Regions from separate parts of the Mus musculus genome. Here all the other regions are linked to region 1. A link is a loop called in an ENCODE intact Hi-C map of the cell type or tissue named here. Cell type or tissue: left cerebral cortex. All regions are shown on one strand.

Region 1 (2,500 bases):
TAAATAGAGTCAACAATAAGTCAAAGGCCAAATAAATAAAGTCAAAGCCAAGCAAGCAATCAGTTGACAGGGAGTGAACTAAGAAAACCCAGGAAAGAGAACGGAGAGACTGAGTTGGAGGGTACTTACGGCAGCATGGAGGAGGAGCGGGAGCTTTGCCTTCTGGGACATTGGTGGAGTAGAAAGGGCAGCTGGGTGCTTTCTCTGTCTCTCTGAGCTAGCAGGATTTCATCCCAGCATCTGGCTCCCAAGCCTTCATTGGTAAAATCAAACGTATGTACCATTCCCCTCTCTCCCCCTATACCAGGCCACTAGCTGGGTGGACAAAGTCAGTGTCCTAAGCATGTTAATGTCAGAAACAGAGGGACACATTTGGTTTGCCTTTCCACAATGTCAGAATTTATTGAGTAACAATAAATTCACAATCTACAATTTTCCAAGTAGTCCTGATTTGACTAGATACCTGATTTTTTTTTTCCTGGTTTTAGAGCTTTATTGTAGGACGGTAGGGAGAAAGAAGGTAGAAAGAGGGAGGCCGTCCATGGCCGAGTGGGGGCGTGGGGGGAGAGAGAGGAGGGCTAGAGATGAGAGTAAGGAAGGTGAGAGCTTAAAGAGCTAGATACCTGATTATTGCACCACCACGCTTGCCTTAAAATCTTTAATTGACTCAATCAGTGTAGTTGTCAACAGCTATCTCCTGTGGATCATTTCAGCTGAGAGCTAAGGAATCCTGATACCTAGGTCCATCCCAAAGCTGAACCTCAGTTTTCCCAATGTCTAAGGACAGCCCACATTAGACCTACACAAGAGTATACAACCTAGTATGAGACTCACACCTATTTCCTATTGCTCCTGGCTACCTGGGATCTAATGCCTGTGCACAAATGCAGAGAGATGCAAAAGTGGCCAAAGACCAACACTGCAGTGATGCTCACCTACATGTGAGCAAAACCCAGTCCAGCCCAGCTGACCAGAAATATAACAACATTTAAAACGTGTATCTGAAGCCCGGCATGGTGGGCACGCCTTTAATCCCAGCACTCGGGAGGCAGAGGCAGAGGCAGGCGGATTTTTGAGTTCGAGGCCAGCCTGCTCTACACCAGGACAGCCAGGGCTAGAAACCCTGTCTCGATAAAATTAAAAAATAAAAAAATAAAACGTGTATCTGCTCAGCTATGATCCTGGAGTCATGGAGGAAACCCACGCTGGGTATCTGACCTCTGAGCAATTACTGGTATCCACGGAGCTGGATCTCCTCCCATCTCTGGTTCCTAAAAAACCTGGCTCGTGAGATCCAGGAGTCTACGGAGATAGGGTTGCGTCGGACCAGACACTCTGAGCGCTAAAAAACTGGGCTCGTCCGGGATTTGAACCCGGGACCTCTCGCACCCAAAGCGAGAATCATACCCCTAGACCAACGAGCCACGGTGACAAGCAGCCTCAACGTTGATCTTTAGGTATCTCGAGCTGAATGACATGCTCCCGCTAGAATTCGACTCCACAAGTTTATTTTTCTAAGAGTTCCAGGAAGCGAAAGGAGGAGATCGGGCTCCGTGGAGACTTGCCTGGAGAGAAAGTTCCGAAACGCTCAAGACAGGTCAGACGGCCCCCAGCGTACGATATGAATGACCATAGACCATCGTCCTTCGGGAAAGGGAAGCCAGCGAGTTTGTGTGAACAATGCAGTTTCATGGTGGACGGCGGCTCAGAAATTTTGTCCCAGGTAGAGCCAAGTCTAGGACTTCGAGAATGAGAGCTTCCTGACACGCCAGTCCACACAAGCTCAGTCGTCCGGGAGAGCCATAGAACCCGCAGATCCTGTACCTTGGCCAAACCCACTCGGGGCCAGACTCTGCCTAGAAGACCCGCGCAGCTCAGAGACCCAGACACAGAAACCACAACTCCGGGTTGGTTCTTCCGAAGCCCACAGCTTAGCGTTCGGCAAGGGATCCAGTGTCCTGCGGCGGCTTTGAAAACGCATGCTCGCCATGATTAGATTCTGGAACCGATCGGGCCCTAAACGGGGGTCTCACTAACATCCTCACAGACCACCACCTTGTCCCCAACCTTGTGACTCCTGGGAACGGAAGGGGCCACACAAGCCCTGGCTGTGCGATTGATACGAAGCTACAGGAGCAAACCTACCACCATGGCTCTAAGACAAGTCTAATTCGTTCTAGAACCCGGAAGTGTATAGAATTCCAAGAGGTCTGTGGGGAATAAGTTTCTCATCACCGCCCGGCTAGCTCAGTCGGTAGAGCATGAGACTCTTAATCTCAGGGTCGTGGGTTCGAGCCCCACGTTGGGCGAGTAATTTTGCTTAAATGAAAAAGCGGCCAGAAGTCCAGAAATTGGAAAGGATTGGAAACTGGCAGAAATCTGAAGACAGGAGAGATATAAACTCTAGTGCCTAGAGAGCATTTATTTCGTACACCAGGCAAAAGAGTCACAATCCTATGGAAAGTCCCCTTTTACTTAGATTAGCTCTATAGATTTAGTT
Region 2 (2,500 bases), 730 kb before region 1:
AAAAGCGTCAAATGGAAGGGTGACTTCAAAAGATATTAAAACTATAGCAGTGCAAAGCATTGAGGATAGGAAGACTAAGAGTAGATATCAATGGGAAGGTAATATAGACAGAGTTTAATACTATGCAGAGATATTAAGCAAACAAATATCAACATTCTGTGAGCATTATATTAGGAAATGGAGAAATTAAGCACGACTGATAGAGAACACAAAGGAAATGCAAACTGCTCTAAAAGTCTAAGAGCAGGAAAAACTAGGAGGCATCAATTGTTCTGACAAAACAGTATATTAAAAATATAATAATGAAAATATTTAATATTGGTAAGAAGATGTGATCAGTGGATGTGAGTGGGAGGTAGACAGCATCCCTCACATACAAAACCAAATTAAATTACATTTGCCTCTGTGTATTAATTCTCACAAAGAGAGTCTTCTAATACCTATCAAGGGAACATTCTGACATTATTCTCGTACAATTATCTAGAAACATTTGGAATGAAATAGAATCTGGCCAAACCAATTTCATGTCCTCTTTCTTTCTACTGTGAATTGAGCCCCTCAACATTCCTTCCTTAATTCCTCTACCATACCTGGATCCTTTGCTACAGCTTCTTCTCTTCACCATCCAGGGCTCTTGGTTCAGACTCACAGGTGAGCAGAACTGGCTGAGGAGTGGGACACCTGTGTATGGGAAAGAGATTCTTCAAAAAGCACCCAGAACTTTTCATAGAAGGAAAATACATGACACTTCCAAAGATAAATATAAAGGAAAGAGAAAATATCACAACTAAAAATGTCTCCTTTCCTGTAAGGATTTGAATGTACTCTGTAAGATGTGAGGCTCACTCACACACAGCTCAGACACAAGCAGAGTCATTCTATCAGGAATCCTGGGGAGGAGCTGGGGAGACTGCAAGAAAACCATTGTCACCCACAGAAACCAGACTGCTGCACTTGTCCAAAGGGAGATCTCTGCAAAAAGCCCTGTCAGCAGGGTCTAGGCATTCCCACTCCTCCTACGAGAAGTGTACAGTCACAGCACTAAATGTTAACAAACCATGAAATTAAAAAACCAACCAACCAAACAAACAAACAAAAAACCCAAACAATTGTTTGGCCACATATGTTAGGGCAGAATGCTTTTCTTCAACCAAGGAGACAAATTTCCTATAAAGGTGAAATATCATAATTATTCAAAAGATGCTTTCTAACACTTTATTTTAATCTATAGAGGGTTTTCTACTTAAATGGTGTGGTCTGATATACTCACATAGCAATACTGGGCTTGCCTGGAACTAAGGTATAACATTAAAAACTCACCATATGAAGATGCATTTCTAAAGGCTTTACTTACATCTAAACTGCATACAACCCAGATGAAAAAAATCATGGCCACTAAAAAAAATTCTGCCTATGAATGTTAATGTTTACAGCAATAACAGTTTTGCTCACTGAAGTAAATTTTCTGGTTCAATAAAAACTGCACTATTTCCTCATATAATTATTGTACACAAAGTTATCTATGTGGATACCTGTTAACAGGAGCCAAAGGCATTCTCTTGAATAACCAGTTAGTAAAAGAAAGGAGTAAGAAAGCATGAATGAATTTATTGTCTTGGAGCTTTATAACTGACACGAAAACAAACAGCAGATCTAAATTACCAGATTTTTAACGTGTTACTTTATGACTGATTATTCCGGTAAGTGTAAGATAAATAAAAAGAACACTATAAACTGCAGTTCATAAGATCTCAAACTGCCCCACAACTGTAAGATATCCACAATAGAATCACTGAGAGCTGCTTCCTTAAGCAGCTGCACACACCCCTCTCCGCTCCTGCCCCGCAGCTCCTCTGACCTGGGAAGTTCCAGGGACGCCGGGCTGCGGTGCCCACCGCTGGGCTGCTCACTGCCGACTCTCCCAGGCCCACAGCTAGGAAACCCGGTCTGAGGAGAGTTTCCCGGGGTCCAGAGAGATCTAGGACACGGGTTCTCTCTGGGAAACCAGCCCACGGTTACGGTTACCGCGTAATGCATTCACGTAGGAAGTGAATTGAGGATTTTCCTGTCACTCCTGGCAGGAAATCTTTGTCAGTCTTTGGAGCAGCTCTCTTAGACCCGCCCACCATACCCGGGTTCCGGTGACGTAACTCCTTTGAAGACTATCAGCACTTAATTGTTTTTGTAGAGTCCACCCAGATTCTTTCTTTTCGCTGTCACTTTCCCGGTCGTTCCAGTAACACCCCCCCCCCCCACCCGGACTCCCCTACCCCTGCCTCGGGGATTCTGGTTCCTTCCACTTCGTCTCAGGCTTCCAGCCACGCTGCTTCAGCTGTCAGGTTGTCCTGGAAGGATGCTGCACCCTAATATCTGATAGTTCTAAACCTCTCAGATAATAGATAGGCAGCCTCACTTTTTAGCTTGAAATACAAGCTTCCTGGGCTAAAAACCGCACAGCAAAATATAACCAACACCCTAAATTCCGTTTTCCTTTCTTCCA
Region 3 (2,500 bases), 1.2 Mb before region 1:
AGGATAATGCAACACAAACTTAATTCAGAAACAATAGTAACTCAATCTCTGGGCACAACCCTGAAAACCTAATCTTGTAAGCCTTGTACTCTTATTCTTCTAGTGGTTGATCCTTGTGGATCTGCCATGATACTGGGACACTCAAGCAGCTACATCTTACCCATATGCTGTCTTGGTTCCAAAAGGACCCGACTCTCTCTTGTTTACTCTCTTCCTATGTCCAACCTGAAAGTCCCATGTACTCACCCAGTGATTGGCTCCTATATTCATTAGGGGACTGGTTCACAAGAACAGGCCCATCCACAGTAGAGGAGGAAGAGGAAGAAGAAGAGGAGGAAGAGAGATAGAGACCAAAACGTTTGGATTATATAGGGAGGCACCTCTAGTGGAAGGGCAACCAGGACCCTGGGCTGAAAAGTTAGGATTGAGGGCAGGGCCTCTCAGGTTGGTAGAACCCTGAGGTCAGGTCTGCTTTGATATTTAAAATATGCACCTCAGTCCATTGTCCTGGCATCCAAAACCAAACAGTATCAAAGGAGACAACTTTGGCTAGGTGCTTTCTTGGCTCCCGCTTCTTCTCTTGCCCCCTATTCTCTCTTCCCTTCTCTTCCTTTGTCCAACTCCACCTCTCTCTTTCCAATCACATCCTGGTTAAGTCTGGACCCTTACTTTCTGAGTCAGTCAAGTCTGCCCTGGTTCCTCTTTTTACTTCTACCTACAAAGCCCTCTGAGGATGCCTATTTCCCAGGCCATAAGCCACTCTCTCCTGAGTAGGCAAATGATGGGTCAAGGGAGTTAAGAAATCTAAGTTCGAGAAGCTTTGTAACTGCTGTTACAAAGAGAACCCCGTGTGCAAACTACAGTACTGCAAATGTTCTACGACACTATTTTCGGAAATCATTCTGGTAACCATAAGATAAATGAAAACAAACAAACAAACAAACAAAGCACGATACACCCAGTTCATAGGATCTCAAACCTCCTGACAATGATAAAAATCCACAGCATAATTGTGAGCGCGGCGTCCTTAAGAGCAACTGCAGAAAACAAGCCCCTGCTCCGCTCCAGCCCATTTCCCAGCCCCGCAGCTCCTCTGACCTGGAAGGTTCCAGGGCCGCCGGGCTGCGGTGCCCCCGGCTGCGCGGCTGATGGCTGACTCTCCCAGGTCAGCACAGGAAACCGCATCTGAGGAGAGTTACGGCCTTCGAAAAGAACCAGGCCAGGGTAAGTCGCCCGCAGTGGGAGTAGAGACAACTTGGCTCCAACAGGTACCTAAGGGGACGCGGTTCCCAGTCTCTGGCCACGATCTTTGGAGCGGCTCCCCTAGCCCCGCCCAGGACACCACGGTTCCGGTCACGTGACAGCGCTAACGCCTTCAGGCCCGCCGCTTTCACTTCCTTAATTACGTTGGTAGAGTCCGTCCAGCTGCGTTCTCTTCTAGGTCGCCAGCTCCAAATGTCCAGGCCAGAATGACGTGAAAAGCCACCACTCCCCTTGCTACCTGTGTAATCCATGTGTACTCGAACTGAGCGCTGGTTTTTCGGCCCCAGTTTCCTTCGGAAACCGGAAAGCTCCTCAGACTCTGTTTTGTGGCTGCGGACCTGGGAGAGTCAGCAGCGCAGCCCTGGAAGGTCCCAGGTCAGAGGCGCTGCGGGGCTGGGAAACGGGAGGGAGCGGAGCGGGGAGGTGGGGGGGGGGGGGGGGCTTCCGCAGCTGTTTTTATGGACGCCGCTCTCACAGTTCTGATGTGGATCTCTTACAGTTGTCAGGAAGTTGAGATCTTATGAACAGTTGGTCTATCATGGTTTTTTTTCATTTATCCTCCAGTTAACAGAATATTCAGTCGTAAAATAACTCATTAAAAATGATAGACCAGTTGTATTATCTGCTGTTTGCTATTGTGTCAATCACAAAGCTTACGGAATGTAAATTTATTCATATTTTCTAACTCCTGTGTTTTACTAATTGCTTATTCAAGAGGATACGTTTTACCCTGCTATGTAGAACTTTGTGTATATAGTAATCATATGAAGAACCAGTGCACACTTTTTTGAACGAGAAAATATACTTTGTGTTATGCTACGGCTATGATTGTAAACATTACTATTTACTAAGCATACTTTTTATTGCCCATGAATTATTCGTCTGAGTTGTATGCAGTTTAGGATGTAAGTAAAGCATTCAGAAATGCGTCTTCATATGCTGATTTATTTTTTAAATTGCCTAATTTTTACTAGATATTTTCTTTATGTATATTTCACATGTTATCCCTTTTCCTGGTTTCTCCTCCGAATACACCGCCTCACCCCCTGCTCCCCAACCCACCCACTCCCACTTCCTGGCCCTGGCATTCCCCTACACAGGGGCATAGAACCTTCATAGGACCAAGGGCCTCATCTCCCATTGATGACCAACTAGGCCATCCTCTGCTACATATGCAGCTGGAACCTTGAGTCTCACCATGTGTATGTTCTCTTTGGTTGGTGGTTTAGTCTCTGGG

Evidence for each region. Hi-C counts contacts between places; a loop is a spot of excess contacts. Peaks named below come from ENCODE experiments on the same cell type or tissue, not always from the same donor. Only the 100,000 strongest peaks of a DNase experiment are listed, where the experiment ranks them.
Region 2: a loop joins it to region 1, with 2.8 times the contacts of the local background. A loop is called at or near these places in 2 of 42 quality-filtered maps.
Region 3: it touches region 1 in a loop (7-fold over the local background); 2 of 42 quality-filtered maps call a loop at or near these places.

Annotation. Positions count from the first base shown.
Region 1 is chr17:23,545,124-23,547,623 of GRCm38, forward strand. It overlaps n-TPtgg6 (a tRNA gene), which reads right to left and starts at 1,424; the gene lies at 1,353-1,424. n-TKctt14 (a tRNA gene) reads left to right here and starts at 2,237; the gene lies at 2,237-2,309. In left cerebral cortex, no CTCF peak of the experiment used is centred here; DNase peaks (open chromatin) are centred at 1,407, 1,950 and 2,216; H3K4me3 peaks cover 1,379 bases; H3K27ac peaks cover 723 bases.
Region 2 is chr17:22,815,703-22,818,202 of GRCm38, forward strand. It overlaps the pseudogene Gm16386. Among named protein-coding and RNA genes, the nearest start is that of Zfp945, 50 kb to the right of the region's middle. In left cerebral cortex, no CTCF peak of the experiment used is centred here; DNase peaks (open chromatin) are centred at 947 and 2,085; H3K4me3 peaks cover 1,445 bases; H3K27ac peaks cover 793 bases.
Region 3 is chr17:22,360,070-22,362,569 of GRCm38, forward strand. Zfp944 (zinc finger protein 944) reads right to left here and starts at 1,331. Exons shown (of 6, transcript NM_176962.4): 1 at 1,099-1,331. Zfp758 (zinc finger protein 758) reads left to right here and starts at 1,384. Exons shown (of 3, transcript NM_001347330.1): 1 at 1,384-1,638. The coding sequence starts at 1,513. In left cerebral cortex, no CTCF peak of the experiment used is centred here; DNase peaks (open chromatin) are centred at 1,189 and 1,469; H3K4me3 peaks cover 1,977 bases; H3K27ac peaks cover 379 bases.